Linked DNA regions of Homo sapiens: region 1 is linked to region 2. Evidence: chromatin loops called from intact Hi-C (ENCODE). Cell type or tissue: OCI-LY7. All regions are shown on one strand. Each heading gives the region's core, and the rest is flanking DNA. Links, peaks and the distances in the headings are about the cores only.

The links. Hi-C counts contacts between places; a loop is a spot of excess contacts. Peaks named below come from ENCODE experiments on the same cell type or tissue, not always from the same donor. Only the 100,000 strongest peaks of a DNase experiment are listed, where the experiment ranks them.
Region 1: it touches region 2 in a loop (2.3-fold over the local background); 1 of 110 quality-filtered maps calls a loop at or near these places.

The regions. Positions count from the first base shown.
Region 1 is chr3:15,049,282-15,054,654 of GRCh38, reverse strand. It overlaps MRPS25 (mitochondrial ribosomal protein S25), which reads left to right. Exons shown (of 4, transcript NM_022497.5): 3 at 1,188-1,275; 4 at 2,022-5,373. The coding sequence ends at 2,214. Among named protein-coding and RNA genes, the nearest start is that of MRPS25, 13 kb to the left of the region's middle. RefSeq lists an enhancer at 4,143-4,222. In OCI-LY7, for the core only: CTCF peaks have their summits at 2,734 and 2,936 (motif pointing left); DNase peaks (open chromatin) are centred at 1,554, 2,944 and 4,074; H3K4me3 peaks cover 2,159 bases; H3K27ac peaks cover 4,775 bases.
Region 2 is chr3:14,685,746-14,691,118 of GRCh38, reverse strand. C3orf20 (chromosome 3 open reading frame 20) reads right to left here. Exons shown (of 17, transcript NM_032137.5): 5 at 1,003-1,122. Among named protein-coding and RNA genes, the nearest start is that of C3orf20, 13 kb to the right of the region's middle. RefSeq lists enhancers at 2,259-2,318, 4,492-4,641. In OCI-LY7, for the core only: a CTCF peak has its summit at 3,150; DNase peaks (open chromatin) are centred at 1,478, 2,368, 3,568 and 4,588; H3K4me3 peaks cover 4,086 bases; H3K27ac peaks cover 4,865 bases.

The DNA of each region.
Region 1 (5,373 bases), core at 96-5,095, 360 kb before region 2:
TACTTGCCTAGGTAAGGTCATGACAATTTTCTCCTGTGTTCTCCTCTAGAAGTTTTAAGTTTGAGTGCTTACATTTAGGTCTCAAATCCATTTTGAGTTTTAATTTTTTTTTTGAGGTTGAGTCTCGCTCTGTTGCCCAGGCTAGAGTGCAGTAGCACGATCTCAGCTCACTGCAACCTCTGCCTCCAGGGTTCAAGCTGTTCTCCTGCCTCAGCCTCCTGGAGTTTTAATTTTTAAAATTTTAATGTTGTGGGTAAAAGTCTAAATTCACCTATTTAGCATATAGATAGCCAGTTATCCCAGCGCCATTTGTTGAAACGATTATCTTTCTTCATTGAATTATCTTGGTATCTTTGCTGAAAAGCAATTGACCTTACAAATAAGGGTTTATTTCTGGACTCAGTTTTGTTCCATTACAGTGTGTGTCTATTCTTTTTTTTTTTCGAGACAAAGTCTCACACTGTTGCCCAGACTGGAGTGCAGTGGTGCTATCTCCACTCACTGCAACCTCTGCCTCCTGGGTTCAAGCAGTTCTGCCTCCCAGCTAATTTTTTGTATTTTTAGTAGAGATGGGGTTTCACTATGTTGGCCAGGCTGGTCTTGAACTCCTGACCTCATGATCCACCTGCCTCAGCCTCCCAAAGTGCTGGAATTACAGGTTTGAGCCACCGCGCCCGGCCATATTCTTATACTAGTACCACACTGTCTTGATTATAGTAATTTCAATTTATTGTAAATTTGAAATTGGAAAGTAAACGTTCTCCCATTTTCTCGTTTTTTAGAATTGTTTTGGCTCTTTTGGGTCCTTTGCATTTCCATATGAATTTTAGGCTTAATTTCTAAGTTTCTACAGAAACACCGCTTGGGATTTTGATAGGGATTGATTTAATCTGTAGATCAGTCTGGGGAGAATTGCCGTCTTAAGAATATTGGGTCTTTCTATCCATGAACATGGAATGTCTTTCTATTAAAATGGCATGTTTTTTTACATATCTAAAGTTTATGCTTGCTCAGGTCTAAAGAAAAATGGAAAAAGGAAGGGTAGTATTACAGATTATGTAAACAAGTATATCTATTTTATTATTAAAATGTTTCTGCCACTAAAAGCAAGTCCCAAATTACAACTTTTTGAGGCTGAGTGCGCTGTGAGTTCTGTTTCTCTTCTGCCCCGTGCTTTCCGTTTCCAGATTCTGGGGAGCAGGTCCTGGTGGATGTGGAGACCAAGAGCAATAAGGAGATCATGGAGCACATCAGAAAAATCTTGGGGAAGAATGAGTGAGTTGTTTGGTTTGACCTGGAAGGAACAAACTTCTCAGCCCAGAGAATTTGAGGAAGAAAGGGGTGTGTGGGAAGGGTGTTGAGAGGTAAGATTCTCTGACAGTGAACGCCAGACACTAATAAGAGCTGGGGCTGTAGAATCAGTTCTTTCTGATGTTGCTCTTTACCAAATCATTAAACCTCTGTAAGCTTTATCTCCCTTGGCTGTACAGTGTGAGAAGTACCTCTCTCCCTCTTGCGGGGGACGGGAAGCTGAAATGCAGCTGACTTGTGGCCCTGTGCAGCTGCTAACCCATCTCTCCTGGGAATCTCAGCTTGGAGCTAGCAGACATCTAGCCCTAGGGCTCCTGGTGACAGGTCTTTCTTTCCATGAATGAGAGGAGACAGAAAGGGACGGAAGCTGAAAAAGTCTGTCTTTGAGAAACCACACAGAGGCCTTTTCAGGCTCCTTTATCTTGTGATTGCATGTGAGAGCTGTGGGCTCCACCTGTGGCAGCAGATAGGCTGACCGCACTGTGTAGGCTTGCTGCTGTGGTGTGAGGGGACAACAGCAGGCCTTCTTTCAGCGCTCTCCTCAGGGGCCAGCAGGGAGACAGCGATAGGCTTTGACAGTGAGGATCAGGTTAGAAGGCAGGAGATCCAGGTGTCCCTGGTGGATGGTGGGGTTGTCTCGGCTGAGAAACTGCCCTGTGCCTGCCACTCAAAGTTGCCAATGCTTGGTTGCCGTCTGTGCTCTTTGGCAGGGAAACCCTCAGGGAAGAGGAGGAGGAGAAAAAGCAGCTTTCTCACCCAGCCAACTTCGGCCCTCGAAAGTACTGCCTGCGGGAGTGCATCTGTGAAGTGGAAGGGCAGGTGCCCTGCCCCAGCCTGGTGCCATTACCCAAGGAGATGAGGGGGAAGTACAAAGCCGCTCTGAAAGCCGATGCCCAGGACTAAGGCCCACGGTCACTGTGGGCTGGGGTGATGGTGTCTGACCAGTGGGGAGATTGGAATGGGATTACTTTGGCCCAGGGAAGCCCCTGGTTCTGTCCCTGGAGACTCTGGAAATCCTTTTGCATTAAAAGGACTTTACACACCTGTGTAAAAGGATGTGGGAGAGGAGGGTCTGAAGCTGAGCTGCTAAATGAATATCCCTGCTCTGCTGGTCAATAAAACGCTTCCTAATAGCAGCTTGGCGTGTATCTGGTCCTAGTGAAGAGGAAGGCCTGTGTAGCAGAAAGGCTTTGGGCCTGAGAGGTTAAGGCCACAGCCTGTTGACACCTGTTTTGGTCCTGCGACCCTTTACTGGTCTCCGCTGGCTTTGAATCTTCCTCTGGGCTCTACTCTGGAGAACATAAGGGCTGCTGTGGTTGAGTCTGGCTAGCACTGTCTGTGGTTGGCAGTGTGTACACCCCTCCGTTCAGTTCCTTGGGGGTATTTTTCAGAAATCCAAAGGCAACCCTTCGTGCAGTGCTCACTTTTTTAAGTACAGTTGATTACCCTTGCCTGCTGGGGGGCCTAGCCATGGGCCAGAGATGGAGGAGCCCCAGTGGCTGACAGGCCAGCCTCACTCAGGCACGTACCTGCTGACCAGTCAGCCACTGCCAACCCATGGCCCAGCCACTGTGTGCATTAGCAGGGAGGTTTGTAGGCCATGGAGGAAATGAGGAGACACCACCTAGTGGAGACATTGGGGCCCTGCTGGGGGGATGGTGTCTATAGCTGGCTCTGCTGGCTCCCTCAGGCCCTGCTTACCAAGCTCTGGAGGAGGGAGTGCTGCATTACTGAGCACCTTCCTTGTTCTTTCCTCATAGGACACTGATGTTACTGTCACTTTAGTTATGCTAAAGTGGAGGTTTCAGCCTCCAGAAGACAGCAGAGCCTTCTAGGGTCACCTTAAGAATAGGTTTAGCTAGGCTGGGTGTGGTGGCTCATGCCTGTAATCCCAGCACTTTGGGAGGCTGATGTGGGCGGATAGTTGAGCCCAGGAGTTCGAGACCAGCCTGGGCAACATGGCAAGACCTTGTCTCTACAAAAAGTACAAAAATTAGATGGGTGTGGTGTTTCGCGTCTGTAGTCCCAGCTATTTGGGAAGCTGAGGTGGGAGGATCTCGAGCCTGCGAGATCAAGGCTGCAGTGAATCATGATCGTGCGCTACTGCACTCCAGCCTGGGCCACAGAGCAAGACTGTCTCAAGAAAAAAAATTTTTTAAATAAGTTTAATTATAAAGTGAAGGACCAGTTGGACCACGGACCCCTAGAAACTCAGCCAAGGAGACCTGACTTTATCTGAGACAGGAAGGCAGTGGTTAAAAGAATTAAAAAAGGACAGTGGTGCTTGACAGAGCAGGACTGAAGTTTTCATTCCTCTACCTGCTGGGGCCTTGGTCAAGTCCTAAAAGCTTTCCAGGTCTGTAACTGGTTTTGTCTGTAAAATGGGGAAAAGGTTACCTTTTCTGCCACATGAAGTAGCTGGCTGGTGAAATGATGTCATACTACGATGTGTTTCATTAACTGTTGGAGATTATCACATTAAATTGAGCAGATTTGGATCTTTTACATTTGATGCTCAAGTTTGATTCTGTACCAGATCTGGGTTTGGGGTGATGGCTTGTCGGGGGTGGGAGGGGAAGGTGGGCAGAGACTGATGTATAATGGACAGGTGTTCCTTGAGTGACAGACTTACAAAGGGAGTGTTTAATTGAAATCTAGCATCTTGTCTCTCTGCTATCAGCATTTTGGCTGGGTGGAAAAAGCTCTCCTCCACAGAGAGCCCTCCCATGTCTGCTGGTTTCAGTTCCCCACCCAACTGACTGAAGTCTTGACCTTGATACCACCTGCCTGGGCGTTCTACTTGGCTGCAAGGGCTCTTCAGAAAGCACCTAGTTCCTTTTGGCTTTCATCTGCAGTGTAGGTCTCCATAGCTAGTGACACACAAAGCCTTATGAGAGTATTCCTTCCCTCTAGGGCCCAAAGAGGCTGCTAACCAGCAGGAATGTCCTGAACCAAAAGGAGTGGTGACCATTCTCTAGACAGAATAAATGTCTGGTCCCTAATGGGACAGATAACTAGGGTTTGAGTTCAGGCTTGACACAGGAGCAATGGGCAGTGAGGTGGACAGCCCAGACCCTGAAAGGACGTGTGGAGACAGCAGCAGTCCTGTGGTGCAGTTACTGCCTGTGTGGCCAGCTTCACAGGCAGCAGATAATTTGTGGAAATAAACATTATTTTCTTTTTTTGTTCCCTGTAGGCTACTTGATCCTGGATAGTTTCTCTTTAAACCTTTGTCTTTCCCTATTTTGTTTAGTAGTGATGAAAGATGGGTTTAAAATATACAGAAATGGGAGAAAATTAATTAGAGAAAATGTGAGGATTTTATAATTGATAACATGTTCTTAATTTTACTTGCACAAGCAGTGTTCACAGCCTTATTCTGAAGTGACCACTTTTCTTCTCTTTGAGGCACTACCTGGCAGCACCATCTAAACCTGTATCATCTGCTGTGGTCCCAGTTACTCAGGAGGCTGAGGCAGGAGGATCACTTGAGCCCAGGAGGTTGAGGCTGGAGTGAGCCATGACTGTACCACTGCATTCCAGCCTGGGTGACGGAGTGAGGCCCTATCTGCCTGCCAGTGAGTTCTGTCATGCATCAGACTTTGGACCTCAGAATTTTCACCTGGAACATGAGAGGTCAGATGACATAATGAATATGTTCTAACTTCTGAAACTTTTGGAGCTTGTTTTTGCCCTTGATAGCACGTATCCTTAGAGAATAAGCTTGCCAATTTAAGGCCTGTCTGTAATGGCATCTGAATGTTCCAGCAGCCTAACTGTGCTCTGCTCCAGAAACATGTGTGTGGCTTCCCTACCTCCACACCAAGGAGCTGCCTTGCTGGGTGGATGTAAAGACTGTCCTGCCAGGGTTTCCCACTAAAGGTATTAATAAGTCCAGTGGACCACAGAGGGCCCAATCCCTCTTGGCCGCTAAGGCTAAGGTAGGAGCCAGAGAGCTGTAGAGACAGGACCACCAGGATGCTTCATGTCCATAACACAAGAGAGCGCTGCATTGTTTGGGGGCCAGGCATTACTACTATCATGAAGAAAAATGAAGAGCAG
Region 2 (5,373 bases), core at 220-5,219:
ATTTGGTACAGAGACTGACAGTTAGCAAGTGTTCAATAACCATTTGTTCAATAACGGAAAGAGTATAGGATCAGCTCGATATGGTGAGTGATGAAATACAAGGCACGCCCATGATGACCATCCCCCTTTTACCAACATGGAGGTGAGGGCTGAGGAAGGCGGGTCAAACAGCCAGCCAGGGGCTGGGGCACGGAGGAAATCCAAGCTCCTTGGCTTCCAGCCTTACCTCCAGTGTCTGTGGGAGTCATCTGGACAGCCTGAGCATTCCTGCCTGCCATCCACCCTCCCACCACCTTCAGGAACGTGGTCCTCTCCTACCTACCCTGTCCCCACAACCCAGCTGTCATGGCTAGCAGGGTGGGCCTGGGAGTTCTGCCAGACCTTGTCCTGTTGTCTGCAGCCCCAGCCTGTCTCTCCTCTGAGCTTCTTCCTGAGCAGGTATTGTCACATTGGTTGTCTTTGTCTGCCACCTGTTCTCTTCCTGAAGCCTCTCCTGTGTGTGTCTTCCTCAGTAGAATAGGAGTATCTCCTATGTCTTTGTTTCCTGCCCATAAAAACTTGCCCAATTTGGGAAGTGCAACTGAGGTCTACCAGGTTTGGTATCCAAATACCTCTCTTCAGATACTAGTTCCCCCACTTGCTGTGTGACTGGACAGAGCTGTCTGAGCAGAGGCGTGAGTTTGGGATACTGTAGGGATAGAAGAGATGGGTTTGGTGGGATGTTGTCCCAGAGGAGGGACGCCACATCGCTGGGAATGTAGGGCATGAGCAAGCTGAAATGATGAGCCTGTGCTATGCAGTGATAGGGCTGGACTGTGACAACCTTTCCATGAGCAAATCTGTGTGGACAGCTGCTGGATCTCCAGGCAGAGCCGCTATGTATCCTTCTAATCAGAAGACCAAATCAAACCATCCCACCAACCTACACAGGGTAGACGGAAACCTATCCCCCACCCCACCGCCACCACCAATGAATGGTAGGCCACGAGGAACCATTTTTACCTATTTTCTTCTTGGCTTCTTTTCCAGCAGAGAGAGAAAAGCTCAGACAGGCTGTGGAAGAGTGGTAGATCAGCTGGTAAGGCGAGTTCACCCCAATGGCGGACATGTTTGCGAGGGACTCTGGAGTGGGAGAGAGAGAGATTCTTCTTTCAACTGTTTACTTTTAATTTTATTAGCCAAAAATGTAACATGGATTTCTTGTTCTAGTAGTACGGTGGGTCACATACTGTAAAGTGCCGCATTGTTACAAAACACCTAGATCTTGGAAGAAGATTTTGCAATGCACCGGCAGAGCAATTAGAGGAAATCTTTACAGTTCCCCTCTGCAGTGCCTCTCCTCCCCAACCCTCTCAAGAGGGGGACCGGAACAAGGAACAGCAAGCAAGCACGAAAAGTGATATTACTCCAAGGGCAAAGGCAGGTATCAGTGCTGCACCAGGTCAAGAGGATAAGCCTTGGGCCAGCAAGAAGGAAATTAAGAACCATCTATTCCCCCTTATCTAAGCCACAGACATCAGATGCTTCTTCAATAATATATCAGTCTCTTGCAGAATCACACCATCTTTTATAGAATCGTTTGATATCTGACCACTTAAGAATTAAAATGTAGCACCCTTATGGCTAGTGGAAAATCTTGTTCATTCTTATACAAACCTCACCAAATCATTTGTTTATTCTTCCCCCAAATATAGTCATTTCACTGGTTAGGCGTGAAACCACTGTTAGAAAATTTTAGGTGATTCACTCATCACAGCTCACTCAAATTCAAAAAGAAAATGGCAAATTTGACCTCCTAAGTGGACAAAGACTATAGAGATTCCACAATGGATGATAAAACACAAAAGTAATCACCTCTGCTAGTGATCCAGAAGTTGAAATTAAGACAACTTTCAGGACCTTCTAACTTGGTAGAAATGAAAAGAACTAACAATAGCCAGTAATGGTAAAGAAGGAATAAAACCCATCAACCCTGCTGGTGTAGAGAGAATCCAAATTAAGTGTGATTTCAGAAGAAGAGCTATATATATATACTGAGACCTCTGCTCCAATGATCCCTCCCCTGTGAAGTTAACTAAATACAACAGAAATAAGAAGCCAGGTGCATAAAGTTGCCTATTACAATGCACATTATACAAATAACAAAAAGCCTGGAAACCTAAGCATTTCGGTAAATGTGGAACATGAACATTACAAGGAGTCTATGCCCACTCAAAATGACAATTATTTAAAGTATATAGCCATGTTGGAAAACAGCTGTACTCTGTTAAGTAAAAGAAACTAAGAAACAGAAAAATTGCAATACTCTAAATATATATATATACATACACGAGCACAGGAACCACAAAGGAAACTGCAAAGGTGAAAAGTAGCTCTTATATGAAGATGGCAGGATTGCTTCCTCTTTTTTGCATTTTTATTAATGATATTGTCGTCAACTAAAAATAAAGGAGCAGTCTGGTTTTCTTCAGTGACAAGCCAGGGCTAGTAGGTATCAGGACAGGAGGGAAGACTACTTAGCACAGGGGATATTCTGGATACAGCTTTTTTTCTTTTTCTTTTCTTTTTTTTCTTTTTTTTTTTTTTTTTGAGACAGTCTCACTCTGTCATCCAGGCTGGAGTGCAGTGGCACAGTCTCGGCTCACTGCAACCTCTGCTTCCCAGGTTCAAGCGATTCTCCAGCCTCAGCCTCCCAAGTAGCTGGGACTACAGATGTGTGCCATCACGGCCGGCTAATTTTTTTGTATTTTTAGTAGAGACAGGGTTTCATCATGTTGGCCAGGCTGGTCTTGAACTCCTGGCCTCAAGCAATCCTCCTGCCTCAGCCTCCCAAAGTGCTGGGATTACAGTCATGAGCCGCCACACTCGGCCTGGTCCCAACTTTAAAAGAAGTTAACTCTAGACCTGTTACAGCTTTGGTCTACCTCACATAAGAGGACGGTCCCGAAAAACATAATTCATGCAAAACAAATCATCAGAGTTTGAATCTTCTTTTTTATGCCCCAGGAGTGCTATGTAAGTAAAGTCCTTTTAGGATGAATGAGTGTTTTTCCAAAATAAATGGATCACTCCTTCGTTTTTGTTTTGCTACTTAGATTTTTGTCTGGAAACTCTAGGCTTAATTAAAGAGAGGAGCGTCTGCACCAGCAAGTGCCAACAAGACAGGGATGCTTGCTAGGGAGTGTGATGGAGAGGGGCGCTCTCAGCAATCGGCTGGTGCAGCAGGACAGCAAGATGCAGAGATCACCCAAAAGGCCCCCTGCCCCCAGCTCAGCTTAACTCTCTTCCCATTCTCCTCCATTAGATGAATCGCAGCCCACAGAGGATGCCAGAAGCCACTGTGCCTCCCTCATCCTGAAAGAATGCTGAAACACTTTATCAGAAGGAGTGTTAGTGGTGAGGACCATTTTCCTTTTAAAAGTGAGGAGACATGGTATTCAGGTGGGAGTGGCTCAGGCAGGTGTCAGGCCCGAGGGTTGGGCTGGAGCTACCCTGACATCTGCCATGGGACTCTCATGCACGTGCAACAGACTACTTAGCAGCTGTGCCCCCAAATGAGGGAGATCTTTAAGCCCCAAAACAGAATGCAAGGTGCAGAGCTCTGTCTGGCGATCACCACCTGCACAAATAATTACAGCACAACTAGAGGACCTGTGGTCTCAGAGCCTAGCTGATCCTAAACAAAACAGGCACAGTGTAACTTCCCCTAAAACAGAGATCTTCATTTCATGGTAAACACTGTGGGTAAGAGTGTTTTATCACAACTTTGTCTTAGAAAAGGAAGCCAAAATTTATGAAAATAACATTTTATCTTGTATTTTAAAAAATTAGTTGGTACTCTAAGAACACATTAAGTCTTACAAAGAAAATAAAAATGACTGCTGGGTTTTTCAAGGCAGTATGGTTTCTTTCTTCCTGAATGATTGTATCATGGCAATAAAACATAAGGCCCTTCATGTTTTCCTTTTGCAAAATTATTGAAGAGCTTTACTGCTTTTTATTTTCTCTCCATGGAGTCATGATCCTGTATTCGGTTTTCCCTTCTGCGGCAGGCGGCTAGTGCTGCTCCCCCGCATCAGGCATCAGGGGCATTGGAGGGGCATTCTGCAGCTCTCCAGCATCACTTTCATTGACTTCATGAAATCTTACATTTTTTCCCCAAGATCTGCAATTTTTCTATGCAATTTATTTGCACTGTATGTGTGTATTAGCAGATGTTTAATCTCTGACCATCAGGGGAGCCTGACAAAGCTACTGACTCAGTGGACAGGGAGAGAGACTAAATGGGGACTGACTCTACAGGTGACAGCAAATAGTTAGGAGATAGAATTTTTTTACGCTTCCTATAAAACCTCTTGTCAGTGAGTACTTTCAGGCATTCAAAATGAACACCTGTGTATTTACCAAGCTTAAGACATAAAACACTGCAGAGCAAAAACCAAATAACTTGATTTAAAAATGGATTAAGGACCCATTTCTCAAAAGAAGAGACACAAATGGCCAATAGGTATATGACAAAAAAGCTCAATGTCAGTAATCATCAGAAAAATGCAAATCAAGACCACAATGAGATACCACGTTACACCTGTTAGAATGGCTATTACCAAAATGACAAAAGCTAACAAGTGCTGGCAACAGTGTGGAGAAAAGGAAACCCTTGTATGCAGCTGGTGGGAATGGAGATTGGTGCTGCCATTATGGAAAACAGTATGGAGTTCCTCTGAAATTTAAAAATGGAACTACCATATGATCCAGCAATTCCACTTCTGGGTATTTATCCAAAGAAAAGAAATCAGTATTTCAAAGAGATATCTACGCTCCTATGCTCATTGCAGTATTATTCACATAGCCAAGACATGGAAACAACCTAAATGTTCATCAAAGGATAAATGGATAAAGAAAATGTCACACACACACACACACACGAATATGATTCAGCTATTAAAAAAGGAAATCCTGGGCTGGGCGTGGTGGCTCACGCCTGCAATCCCAACACTTTGGGAGGCCAAGGCAGACGGATCACAAGGTCAAGAGATCGAGACCATCCTGGCCAACATGGTGAAACCCCGTCTCTACTAAAAATACAAAAATGAGCCGAGCATTGTGGCACACACCTGTTGTCCCAGCTACTCGGGAGGCTGAGGCAGGAGAATGGCGTGAACCTGTGAGGTGGAGCTTGCAGCGAGCCAAGATCGTGCCACTGCACTCCAGCGTGGCAACAGAGCGAGACTCCGTCTCAAAAAAAAAAAAAAAAAAAAAAAAGGAAATCCTGCCATTTGCTACAACATAAGTGAACCTAGAGTACATTATATGCTGAATGAAAAAAAAGCCAGAAAAAAAAGACAAATCCTGTATGATCTCACATACATGAGG